2 separate regions of the Homo sapiens genome follow, and region 1 is linked to region 2. Evidence: chromatin contacts called from ENCODE Hi-C or POLR2A ChIA-PET data. All regions are on one chromosome and are shown on one strand. The core of a region is the stretch at or near the end of the contact, and the rest is flanking DNA. Distances in the headings are between cores, read along the strand shown. Region 1 overlaps DAPP1 (dual adaptor of phosphotyrosine and 3-phosphoinositides 1). Region 2 has its middle 13 kb from the start of ADH7.

Evidence for each region. Hi-C counts contacts between places; a loop is a spot of excess contacts on that map. ChIA-PET counts read pairs that join two places held with the same protein, here RNA polymerase II (POLR2A). Pooled maps may share reads with other maps.
Region 1: a pooled map shows a loop between it and region 2 (2.6-fold over the local background). The contact joins two enhancer-like sites. A Hi-C loop is called at or near these places in 1 of 50 pooled maps. POLR2A ChIA-PET finds 5 or more read pairs at or near these places in 2 of 52 experiments (activated CD4-positive, alpha-beta T cell and activated T-cell).

Annotation. Positions count from the first base shown.
Region 1 is chr4:99,818,577-99,825,138 of GRCh38, forward strand. The region is part of intron 1 of DAPP1 (dual adaptor of phosphotyrosine and 3-phosphoinositides 1); the gene reads left to right. Among named protein-coding and RNA genes, the nearest start is that of DAPP1, 5.0 kb to the left of the region's middle. RefSeq lists an enhancer at 3,471-3,840. Within about 2 kb of position 3,460, at least 4 of the 41 ENCODE cell types and tissues checked have a DNase peak (open chromatin) inside an H3K27ac peak, as active enhancers do.
Region 2 is chr4:99,445,305-99,452,052 of GRCh38, forward strand. No RefSeq gene overlaps it. Among named protein-coding and RNA genes, the nearest start is that of ADH7, 13 kb to the left of the region's middle. RefSeq lists an enhancer at 1,231-2,430. Within about 2 kb of position 1,952, at least 5 of the 41 ENCODE cell types and tissues checked have a DNase peak (open chromatin) inside an H3K27ac peak, as active enhancers do.

The DNA.
Region 1 (6,562 bases), core at 2,210-4,709, 370 kb after region 2:
AACAGCAAGAAGCAACTACAGGTGAAACCCACGGGTGGAATAGGACTGTGTCTTTCCTCCATGTGCAAAGAATAGACATTGAATACAAAACTGAGTCACACCACTTCCCTGCAAAAAAAAAAGGGTACATTCATGGCCAGATTTCCCTATTTCAGAAGGCGTGAACAATTAATAAACATGAGGATGATTTCTATAGCAATGGGCAACCTGCAGTTATCTGGGAAAACTGCTCTACAGTCCTGGTTCTTGACCTTGGCTGTGCTCTGGAACATCTTGACACCCAAACCACAGACTTGACAAATGATTTCAGTATCTCTGGGGATGGGTGTTTTCTTGTCAAACTCTCCAAGTAATTCCAAAGTGAGACCCTAGGTTGATGATCACTGCATAGAATATGTATCTACCAAATGCATTAGGTAAATGTGGTCTTGTTTTTCATTTTAAGTCTGTTGGGTGTGTACTTGAATCTTAAAATTACTAATAAATGTTGATATTTTGTTTGTTGGTTTAGGGGCATTTCGATTAGCAACTTTATTGAGGTTATTTTACATATCATAAAATATACCCGTTTCAAGTGTACAATTCAATACTTTTGACTAACTTTACAGAGTGATACAACCATCACCATAAATCAGTTTTAGGACATTTCTGTTCTCCCAAAAAGAACCCTCAGATGTATGGCTTATTTAAGCATACTCAACAGTGTGCTGGAAAAACAGCTGGGAAGAGTTGGGGTGTGGAGAAAGCCCTGATTTCAAGAATTTGCCTAATTCCCTGGTATAAATACTCCCACTATAGACAATTTCAAGCTGCCAACAATTTAACATCATCGAATTGAATATTTAATAATCAACTTGTGCCAGTACTTGCTCCTGCAGCACCTCACTGATACATTTTTTATAGATAACAATTTGAGAACTCTTGACAATGACTTGTTGCCTCTGCCAGAATACTGAACATAACTCGAACATTATAATGACTTTTTCTTTGAACCTTTAACCACTGGCGAGATAGAATCTCTACCAAACCTTCTGATTAATTTAGTTTCCAAAGACCTCCTTAAAAACAAAATGATTTAATGTAATGGATAGATAAAAGGTAGCTGGTTTTAATGACTTAATTTTTCAATTATTTTTAAGAGGTTATTTGAGTAGTTAGATAAATCCTTACGTTTATGTTTTTGATAGACATAAACAGATAAGTTAGTGGTTAAATTACAGAAATAGCAGAAGTCTTTGTTCTTGGGCCTCTGTTTTTTTCAGGCTCTGGAATATGTAAATCCTGTAAATTGAGCCCTGAACTGCAGCAAATCCATCACTTGCCTTTCCAGGACATATACAACTTGCTCAGAGTACAGGTTTATTATTTTCTAAAATACCTAAATCAAGCAACACAGTGCTTTTCCATGTCTCATTTATAGAGTGTCAGCCTAAAATCATTAATTTTCTTTCATCTAAAATACATTAATGTGTCCAGAAGCAAAGGAGAAATAAAACCATCTTAAATTGTTGCTCAGCTTCGCTTACACTTCTCAGGGGAGGGTATGGGCTTAGGGGGAAGAGAGGTGTGGGGAGGGCAAGAAGTGAGGGTGTGGAGAATCAGGGGAGAGGAAGGAGGTGGACCATGAACGAGGAGATGGGTCAGGCTGTTTGCTGCTTGCAAAATGAAAATATGGCAAAATAAAACAAGTAACAAATACTGGAGATATCACCTAAGTAACAAACTGGTAAAGAATAGCTAGTTAAATTACTGAAAATTCCAGCAATTCTTTGGCTTTAACAAAGGTTACTATACTATTTCTACATATAGCTATATATATGTATAAACACAAAAGAAATAACAAAATGAAAGTGTTTTAGCATACTTTAAAATTAAATATTCAAATGATCTAGTCAGTTGTAACTCCAAGTGAGAAACATAATAAACGTTCTCTTTTTTAAATACTTTCTCAAATCGAAAGTTGTATAAGAAAGTGCCAGTGTTTGGCTGGATTGGCCAGTGCCAAAGAACTAGATTCCAAGCTCTGAATATTTAAATAAATTGATAACTAATTAGTCACATATAAGAGAAGTTTAGAGTAGACCATGGAGCAGCAAACCTTTTTTTTATAAAGGGCCGGGTAACGAATGTTTTAGGCTTTGCAGGCCTTACAGTCTCTACCTCAACTACTCACATCTGCTGTTGTGCAAAAACTACCAGAGAACACAGAAACAAATGACCGTGATGGTGTTCAAACAAAACGTTATTTATACACTGAAATGTGAATTTCATATAATTTTTATGAATATTTTTCTATTTCCCTCAAGCATTTCAAAATGTACAGCCATTCTTGGCTCCCAGTCCATACTAAAACAGGTGTCTGACAGGAATTAACCCTCAGCTGGTGGTTTGCTGACCCACGGAATAAATGATAATAAACAAAATGAGTCCGTATTATAAGGCAGGCATTTTGTAGACACCAGCTCTGGTCTTTGAAAGGCACTGGTATTCCAGCTTTACACAGGAAGAGACTCAAGAGCAGAAAAATCAGGTTGCCTACAGTCTCTGAGTGTCTGTGTTCAAAACCCATGCTGACTTCACAAACCAGGTTGTTTCCCTGCTGTGATAGTCCTAATTTACTGACCACCTACTATGCATCAGCACCATACCATTCACACGCATAATGCCATTTAGGCTTCACAATAACACTTTCAATACGATATCACCATACTCATTTCATAGACGCAAAAGGTGACTTCAATAAGCTAAGTATACGATCCAGGTCACAGACTTTGTAAGTAGTGGAGCTGAGAGACACACCTAGGAACTTACCCCAGAGCTTTCCACTGCATGGTGCTGCTTTGTAGAGCCCACTGGTCAAAGGTATGTATTCTAGTAATGGCAATTAGTAATTATTGGATGCTTATCATGTGCTAAGCACTAGTTTAAGCCCTTTGCCCATGTGAACTTGTTTAATTTACACATTGCTGTGAGGTGGGTATTATTACTAATGTTGTCCCCATTTATAGATGAGAAAAGTAAAGAACAGAGTTTTAATCACATGCTTAAGTTTCCATTCTAACATACCTTCAAATCCAAGAGTTTTGCTCCAGAGCCTTCATGCTTGACTGCTGATGTAACCTCCTGGTTTTCATCAAATTTCTCTCATCTTACTATACTAGTACATGTTCATAGTTCTTAATATGAACTGAGAGAAGCAAAGAAAGTTCTGTGATTATAACAAAGTTTACTATAAAAGACATTATTCTTTCTATTCCTCACATAATATACATGCACATGTACACAAAGCCAGGCCAGCATTCTAGTTAATCAGAACATTATTGAATTTTGTGTAGAATTCATTTTCAGGACTAGAAAAATTTATTCAGCTAAGAAACGTAAAGTCAAAATTTCAGTGGAACCTGTTTACAGCGGTGTGACACTAACTACAGCAATACAGCTTGTTCCTCTTCTGTGCACAGCTCTGTAATCTTGGATTCTAAAAACGGAAGGTGGTTCTTCTGTGGTTGTATAATTAGTATGTAACTAGTGTACAGTTCCATCTCTTCATAACTCAAGTGAATTTCCTCTTCAGTTGTGGTGTTTTTCTGTTCCTCCAAAGGGTGACTTCCTTCTACTTACAAGTGGAAATCTGTCCCACAGACTGTCCATGTTGTGGGGAGTCACTTTGTTTCATTCATTCACTCTTCTACTGGGTCATAGATCTATCTGTTGTATGATGACGCCAGGCAAGGCAGCATAGAGGAGACTACAATAAAGAAGGCATGGCTGTGCAGAGATGGAGGATTCATATGCATGTAGAGTTAGAATGCAGTGTTGTGTGGGCTGAGGGCTGTGACAGTGTCTAGATAAAACAATCTCCTATGGAAGGCTATCTTCTCCACAGTAGAAGTGGAGAAGATGGCCTTGGAGCTGATATGATTTTTGTCAGTTGAAGTTAGAAAAGGTGAAATTTTCTACAGAGAAAATGGCCTGAATAAAGGAGTGATGGTAGCAAAATATGCAAGGATTCAGAATTGAAAAAGCTCACATGAACTCAGACCCACCCAGTCCCCAAGACCCATCTGGTTTGTCAGCATTCTGGTGGTCTGGTTCTGGTCTCTACCTCTATCCATCTCATCCTATGAGAAGCTTCAACTTGGCTTTTCTCTTGTACTTCTGTTTTCATGACCATACTCTTAGATATTTTGTTAAAACCTGCATTAATTTCTGGCTCCTACCAACTCCCGTAGAGGATAAATTCCTATTCTGAGCCCATCGACCTCTGTGTCCTACTGCCTGATAGAGGCCTGCCTCTACCAAGAGCACAGTGAACACTGCTGGGCCTTATCAGTGTTCGCTGCTCACCACTTGCTTCTTTATGGTCATGCTTCCCCTGACCCTGCCCACTAGCACCTGCCCCCATTATCTGTTGTTAGACCTTCTTTGTTTAAAAATGTTTATAACTTTAAAAAGTGTAAGAGTAATCACTTGTTTTAATAACAGTATGATGATTATGTAAAAGAATGTCACTTTTGAGAGATGCATGTTGAATTATTTAGGGTTAAAGTGTCAGGATATCTGTAATTTACTTTAAAACTGTTCATCGAAAGAGTCAAAATTAAACGTTGTATTAAAAATGTGGCAAAAGGTTAAAAATTATTCTACCTGAAATATGGGTATTATTTCAATGCAGTAACATTGATGCTATTTTTCTACTTTCCAGTATATCTGAATTTATTTATAATAAATAGTTGAAAATAATAGTAATATATATTAATTATCAAAAATTAGAGAGATGAAGAGAAGCATCAAAATATAAAGAAAAGCACTAAAATGTCAGCCATGTACTACTACCTAAAATAACATTGTTCATCTTGATTCTAGTTTTTAAGAAATGTTTTTCTGTACACACACACAAACATATATAGAGATTGAATTGTAATCATATTATATGTATAATTTTGCTTTTGCTTTTTGGTAGGATATTTTTCCATCATCTCCTTCTTGATCTGTCTCAAAGTAGGCTCTTGCTTCCCTCTGAAAGCATGGATATTTAGGTTGATCTAGATTCTGGAGGGCCTAAAATAGATTTGGTCAATGAACAATGTGGACTCACTGAAGGTTCATAGGAATGTGGAATTACATAGTCATCATGTTTTGTTTTTAGGTAGATTAATCTGATAGTTCAGCATGATGGGTGGCAATGGGGCTAGAGCCAAGATAGTGGGTTAGTGAGGGAGTTTTCAGATTGGTGAGTAGGAAACTAGAGTGCTAACCCGGGAATAGTCAGGAAGGAACAAGGGTAGAATCCAGCAATTCCATTGAGCTAAGCAAAATAAGCGACTCATGTCCAAACAAAACTAGTTCTGCTTTTGTGTATGTTTTCAAAATGGTATCAAAGAAATTTTGAAAACCTTAATGTCTCACAAATATATTATAACTCATTGTTTGCTTTATCAGTATAAATTTCTAAATTTTCCTGGGTTTCATGTTACTGCTCCTAGAGTTCTGACTTATACAAGTTGATTGCATGTTTGGGTTGATTCACCAGATACTCTTGAAACCATTTTGCAGATGTCAGTCCTGAGGTACTAAGAGGTTTAGCCACTTGCTTTAGGCTAGAGCACAGTAAACTCCTTTTAATGGTGAACTCCTTAGGAGCAGGACAGTGGTTTATTCATCTTTGCCTTCTCCATCTGAGCATACCACTTGATAAAGAGCAGATGTTTAAATGTTGAATTGCCCCAAGTTGAGTCAAGGCCAAGACCAGAACTCAAGCCTCCTGACTTAAGCCAGTGAGCTTTCCACTGAACCAACGCTGATGATGTACTTGCATTCATCACTTTCAGACTCACTCAGTCCCCTTATGCCCAGTGGTTTTTACTGGTGGAATAAATTGACGTTGGTTAGAGGTATCGCCTAAACCATGGAATAGAGAAGAGATAACTAATGAAACAAGAATCTGCCTGTATTTTTTTTACAGACCCCAATGTACTTATAGCTCTTTCCTATAGCTGAAGCTTCCTGAAAGTGACCCTCTCTGTCTCCTACACTAGCCCACAATGGTAGGTTGTCAATGGCAACCACAGTTTGAAGACAATTACCCTGAACCAGCACTTTGTGAGGGATAAGTTACAAGAGTAACCATAGTAAGCCCAGAGTCAAGCTTGATTTTACTTGAAGATGAGCCCTCTTAAGAGAACCTCTGATTTTCATTCCCTGCCTAGTCATTCTAGGCCTTTTCAAGGTTTTTTCCAATCCAAATAAAATGTTCCCTGAGCCTCAGTTACTGGAGAGCAGTGGTGCTTTTTTGGTCTTGCAGCCATTCCTGTACTGTGAAGGCTTCCCTGGGGACCGAACAGAAGGATCTCAGTACAGTGAGATGCAGTTTTCACCCCTCCCGCAAGTAGTGGCTCTGTCCCTCAGGTCTGTCCAAATCTGACTTCCCTGGGTATGTTGGTCCATCTCTGAGTCAGGCTCTGTGGATTTTTCTTTATCTTTAAAGACATCTTTATCTTTCATTGTTTTCTCTGCCCCTGTCTCCTGGATCACTCTTTGGGTCTGCATGTGCATTCCCTAA
Region 2 (6,748 bases), core at 702-3,201:
ATTATTCATAATTCAACCTCTTTTTTTTTTTTTGATCTGCTGGATCCTCAAAGAGCCAGCTACCCACTTTCCTCCATTGCTGTCATCACCTGGGCCCCTGTAGAAACAAATTTGCAGTCAGGTGCTATAAAAAGAATTTAGCTTTAAGGGAAAACAGATCAGGATTTTCATTTCAGATGTACCGGCTATAACACTTCAGACAAATGACTTAACTTCTTGTACCCACGTTTTTTCTCATCTGCCAAATGGAGAAGACAATGTATTTTTTATAAGAAGACCACATTGAAGTGTTTAAAAGTTTCATCTCTGGACTCTGACATCCATTTAAGAATATTGTTACCTTTGATAAACTAATTTCTGCAAGTCTTAATTTCTTCACCTGTAAAATGAGGATAATACCAATTTAGTACTTCTTTCACAAAACTGTTGTAAAGATTTAATGAGATACCATTTATGAAATGCTTGAAATATTCCCTAAAAAACTGTTTATGATCAACAAGTGTTAGCTTTTATTATCATTACTGAAGATCAGTGATAAGCCTGCCCACTGCAAGGTAACTACCCTTATTGGGATACCACGAGACAAGCTTTGAATAATTTATATGCACATTATTTTCTCCGAGCTGCCACTCTTAAATGTGCATTCAAATGATGAAAGCCTAGCTTTCTAGTTCTTTTCTCTTTAGATAAATGAGCTTGCACATATATATGTAGGCATAGGGTGTGGGCAAAATCTCAAGAAAGCTTGAATGATACCTTGTGCTCCTGTAAGACCCAGCTGGGAAGAAAGGAGGTGTATTGGATTGAATAGTGTTCCTCCAAAATTCACGTATGCCAGAACCTCAGAATGTGGCCTTATTTGAGAATAGGGTCCTTGCAGATGTAATGTAAGTAGTTAAGATGAGGTCATATTGAATTAGAGTGAGCTCTAAATTCAAAGATTAGTGTCCTTATATGAAGGCTAGGTGAAGATGCAAAGAGACACACAGAGGAGAACAGCATGTGACCACAGAGGCAGAGATTGGAGTGATACATCCACAAGCCAAAGGATGCCAAAGATTGCTGGGAACTACCAGAAGCTAGGGGAAAGGCATGGAACAGATTCTGCTTCAGAGACTCTAGGAGTATCCAATCCTGATGATACTTTGATTTTGGACTTCTGGTGTTCAGAAACTATGAGAGAACAAATTTCTGTTGTTTTAAGCTACCAAGTTTGTGTACCTTGTTATGGCAGCTCTATGAAATGAACACAAAAGCGGTCTCTAACCAAAAGGAATATTATAGGATCTCTCCTCTCCAGGCAGGGTCAACAAGGAGAAGTGAAGAAAGCGTGTGTATAGGAGTACCAAATGTATCCAGAAAAACACAGGACATCAGAAAGTGGGTCCTGGAAGACACTGTAAGGGCAGGTACACATTCTGTTACATCAGTGGCTCATTGGGCAACTGAGGGTAGTTCTGTAACATCCCAAGTGGGGGGCCAGACATGAAGAGGCAGGGAAACATAATCATATTGAAAGGAACAAAATTTTTAGACATGGGGCTGCTCAAGTACTGCAAGGGTGACTCTCCATGTAGATTCAGAGTCTGGGCACTCCAGTCAACACTAACTGATAAATCCTTTTAAGCATATAGCAAAAAGATGACCACCTTCTTATACTTCAAAGACAACACTGATACCTAAATGTAAACTACTTAGTAAATGAAAGTTCTACCAGCCAGTTTTAAATCAAATGCTTACAATTTTAATCAAAGGATAGCCCATTAACCAAACAATTGTTTTTATGAAGTGTGTTTTTTTTTTGTTTTGTTTGTTTTAAATGTCTAGGAGACACCTTACCAAGACCTCATTTATTTTAACACTTCCTGGGAGACCTTTATTGTCAAACTCGACCAGATTTATTCAACAAACAGCAATTCGAGAAAGCAGTGGAAAAGAGCTGAGTCACAGTGAAAGTGACATTTCCCTTTGCAGCTGAAGAAACCACCGGCTGTGATTAACTGCTTGACTAGTCCTCCAGTGTGAAGGATCACAATGGGATCAAGAAGGCTTGGCTGGGCTATGAGAAAGAAAAGAACTGAATCAAATTGGAGCCTGGGAAACTCAGTTCACAGGATCCCCTAAAAGTTACAAATGTCACAAGTGTGAGTGACCATTCATTTACTTAATCAGGCAATAAATCTTTTATTCATTCAATGAGATTTTTTATTAGTTTCTACTGTGGGCCTAGGTGCCGGGATATTGGTGGTGGGGTCAGATACTAAAATGATTCTGAGACAGTTTCTGTTCCAATAGGCTTAGAATATAATAGATTCTCAACAATCTTTTTTTTCAATAGTCTTTCATCCCCAAATAATTCTGTCTTTAAAAGAGAAGAGCCACCTGAGGAGTGACTGGAGAGCTGTCCATTCAAACTTCCCTTATTGCTGAAATGTTGCTAAACAGAGTTTGACATTGACTCTTAGCTGCCAATCACTCTCTCCAGTGTGGGACAGACCAGCAACTCAGTGCAGGTTCATTTGGGTACTGAAGGACAATCAAAACCTAACTACAGGATGATTGATCTGTGATACCTTCCGAGAACAATCGTAATCAAAAAGAGAAATATGAAAGTGGTCGGAATCAAAATGGAGTCATGTATGTTTAAAACAAACAAACAAACAAACAAATACAAAAAACCCTGACAAATAGAGCTGGGGAGGGCTATGAAGAGAGGCTTCTCACACTTATATGCCAGATAATAAAAACTTCCACAAAAGACTCTACAGAAGCCACAACAATGCACAAAGGTCATCACAACCTTACACAAAAAATACTTCTGTGAGGATATCTGCCCAGCAACTAACTGCCTGTCCAAACTCAGACTGGCACCACCTTTGTTCCTTTGTTATTAATCTTTGTAGTGAAAGATAATTATCTCAAAACAATTATACAATTCTGCTCATTATTTTTAACTTTTATTTTAGGTTCAGGGGTACATGTGAAGGTTTGTTACATAGGTAAACTCATTTCATGGAGGTTTGTTGTACAGATTATTTCATCACCTGGGAATTAAGCCAGTACTCAATAGTTATCTTTGCTGCTCTTCTCCCTCCTCTCAACCTTCACCCTCAAGAAGAGCCCAGTGTCTGTTGTTTCCTTCTTTGTGTTCATACTCATCATTTACCTCCCACTTATAAATGAGAACATGCTGTAGTTGGTTTTCTGTTCCTGTGTTAGTTTGCTGAGGATAATAGCCTCCAGCCCCATCCATGTTCCTGCAAAAGACTGATCTCATTCCTTTTTTATGGCTGCATAGTATTCCATGGTGTATATATACCACATTTTCTTTTTCCAGTCTACCACTGATGGGCATTTAGGTTGATTCCATGTCTTTGCTATTGTGAAATGTGCTGCAATGAACATGTGTGTGCATGTGTCTCTATAATAAAACAATTTATATTGCTTTGGGTATATACCCAGTAATGGGATTGCAGGATAAAATGGTAGTTCTGACTTTAGGTTTTTGAGGAATCATCACACTGTCTTCTACAATGGTTGAACTAATTTACACTCCCACCAACAGTGTATAAGCATTCCCTTTTCTCCACAGCCTCACCAGCATCTGTTATTTTTTTTACTTTTTAATAGTAACCATTCTGACTGCTATGAGATTGTATCTCATTGTGGTTTCAAAATGCATTTTTCTAATGATCAGTGATGTTGAGCTCTTTTTCATATGACTGTTGGCCACGTGTATGTCTTCTTTTGAGAAGTGTCTGTTCATGCCTTTTGCCCACTTTTTAATGGGACTGTTTGTTTTTATCTTGTAAATTTGTTTAAGTTTCTTATGGACACTGGATATTAGATCTTTGTCAGATGCATAGTTTGTAACTATTTTCTCTTATTCTACAGGTTGTTTGTGTACTCTGTTGATAGTTTCTTTTGCTGTGCTGAAGCTCCTGTGTTTAATTAGATTCCATTTGTCAGTTTTTGCTTTTGTTGCAATTGCTTTTGGTGTCTTTGTCATAAAATCTTTGCCCGTTCCTATGTCCAGGATGGTATTGCCTAGGTTGTCTTCCAGAGCTTTTATAGTTTTGAGTTTTACATTTAAGTCTTTAATTCATCTTGAGTTAATTTTTGTATATGGTGTAAGGAAGGGGTCTAGTTTTAATTTTCTTCATATGGCTAGCCAGTTATCCCAGTACCATTTATTGAATAGGGAGCCTTTTCTCCATTGCTTGTTTTTTTTGAGAATCAGGTGGTTGTAGATGTACAGCCTTATTTCTGGGTTCTCTATTCTGTTCCATTGGTCTATGTGCCAGTTTTTGTACCAATACCATGCTATTTTGGTTACTGTAGCCGTGTAGTATAGTTTGAAGTTGGGTGACATGATTCCTCCAGCTTTGTTTTTGTTTTGTTTTGTTTCCCTTAGGATCATGTTGGCTATTCAGGTTGTTTTTTGGTTCCACGTAAATTAAAAAATTTTTTTTCTAGTTGAAGAATGTCATTTGTAGATTGATAAGAATAGCGTTGAATCTGTAAATTGCTTTGGACAGTATGGCCATTTTAATGATGTTAATTTTTCCTATCCATGAATATGGCATGTTTTTTCCATTTGTTTGTGTTATCTCCGATTTCTTTGAGCAGTGTTTTGTAATTCTCATTGTGGACATCTTTCATCTCCCTGGTTAGCTGTATTCCTATGTATTCTATTCTTTTTGTGGTGATTGTGAATGAGATTGCCTTTCTGATTTCACTCTTGGCTTGGCTATTGTTGGTATATAAGAATGCTAGTGATTTTTGCACATTAATTTTTTATCCTGTGACTTTGCTGAAGTTGTTTATCAGCTGAAGGAGCTTTTGGGCTGAGACTATGGGATTTTCTAGATATAGAATTATGTCATCTGTAAACAGATAGTTTGACTTCCTCTCTTCCTATTTGGATGCCTTTTATTTCTTTTCTTGCCTGATTACCGTGGCTAGGACTTCCAGTACTATGTTGAATAGGAGTGGTGAGAGAGGGCATCCTTGTCTTGTGCTGGTGTTCAAGGGGAATGGTTCCAGCTATTGCCTATTTGGTATAATGTTAGGTATGGGTTTGTCATGAATGGTTTTTATTATTTTGAAGTATGTTCCTTCAATACCTAGTTTATTGAGAGTTTTAACGTGAAGGGGTGTTGAATTTTATCAAAAGCCTTTTCTGCATCTACTGAGATAATAATGTGTTTTTTTCTTTAGTTCTGTTTATGTGATGAATCATATTTATTGATTTGCTTATGTTGAACCAACCTTGGGTATCCCAGGGATTAAGCCTACTTGATCATGGTCGATTAGCTTTTTGATGTGCTGCTGGATTCGATTTGCAAGTATTTTATTGAGGATTTTTGCATTGATATTAATCAAGGATATTGGCCTGAAGTTTTCTTTTCTTGTGTCTTATGACAGTATTTTGGTATCAGGATAACGCTGGCCTCATAGAATTAGTTGGGGAGGAGTCCTGTCTCCTCAATTTTTTGGAATAGCTTTTGTAAGAATGATAATAGTTCTTCTTTGTACATCTGGTAGAATTTGTGAATGCATCAGGTCCTAGGCTTTATTTTGATTAGTCAGATATTTATTACTAATTCAATTTTAGAACTCGTTGTGGTCTGTTTAGGAAATCAATTTCTTCCTGGTTCAGTCTTGGGAGAGTGTATGTGTCCAGGAATTTATCAATCTCTTCTAGGTTTTCTAGTTTGTGCATATAGAGGAGTTTGTAGTAGTTTCTGATGGTTATTTATATTCCCATGGGGTCAGCAGTAACATTCCCTTCATCGTTTCAAATTGTGTTTATTTGAATCTTTTCTCTTTTCTTTATTAGTCTAGCTAGTGGCCTAGCTTATTAATTGTTTCAAAAAACAAACTCTTAAATTCATTGATCTTTTAAATGGCTTTTCATGTCTCATTTTCCTTCAGTTCAGGTTTGATTTTGGTTATTTCTTGTCTTCTGCTAGTTTTGGGGCTGATTTTTTCTTGCTTCTCTAATTTTTTTCAGTTGTGATGTTAGGTTGTTAACTTGAGATCTTTCTGACTGTTTTACATGGGCATTTAGTGCAATGAATTTCCCTTTGAACACTGCCTTACTTGTCTCAGAGATTCTGGAATATGATATCTTTGTTCTCTTTAGTTTCAAAAGCTTATTGATTTCTGCCTAAGTTTCATTATTTACCCAAAAGTAGTTCAGAAGCATGTTGTTTAATTTCCATGTAATTCATGGTTTTGAATTATTTTCTTAGTCTTGACTTCTGTTTTTATTGCACTGTGGTCTGAGAGTGTGTTTGGTATGATTTGGATTTTTTTGCATTTGCTAAGGATTGTTCTGTGTCCAATTACATGGTCGATTTTAGGGTATGTGCCATGTAGCAAAGAGAAGAATGTATACTCTGTTGTTTTGGTGTGGAGAGTTCTGTAGAAGTGTATCAGATCCATTTGGTCCAATGTTTAGTTCAGGTCCTGAATATCTCTGTTAATTTTCTGCCTCAAAGTTATGTCTAATATTGTCAGTGGAGTGTTGAAATCTCCCACTACTATTGTATGGGAGTCTGTGTCTTGTCGTAGGTCTCTAAGAACTTGCTTCATGAATCTGAGTGCTCCTGTGTTTGATGCATATCTATTTAGGGTAGTTAAGTCTTCTTGTTGAATTGAACCCTTTATCATTATGCAATGCCCTTGTCTTTTTTTTTAGCTTTTTTGGTTTGAAGTCTCTTTTGTCTGAAACTAGGATTGC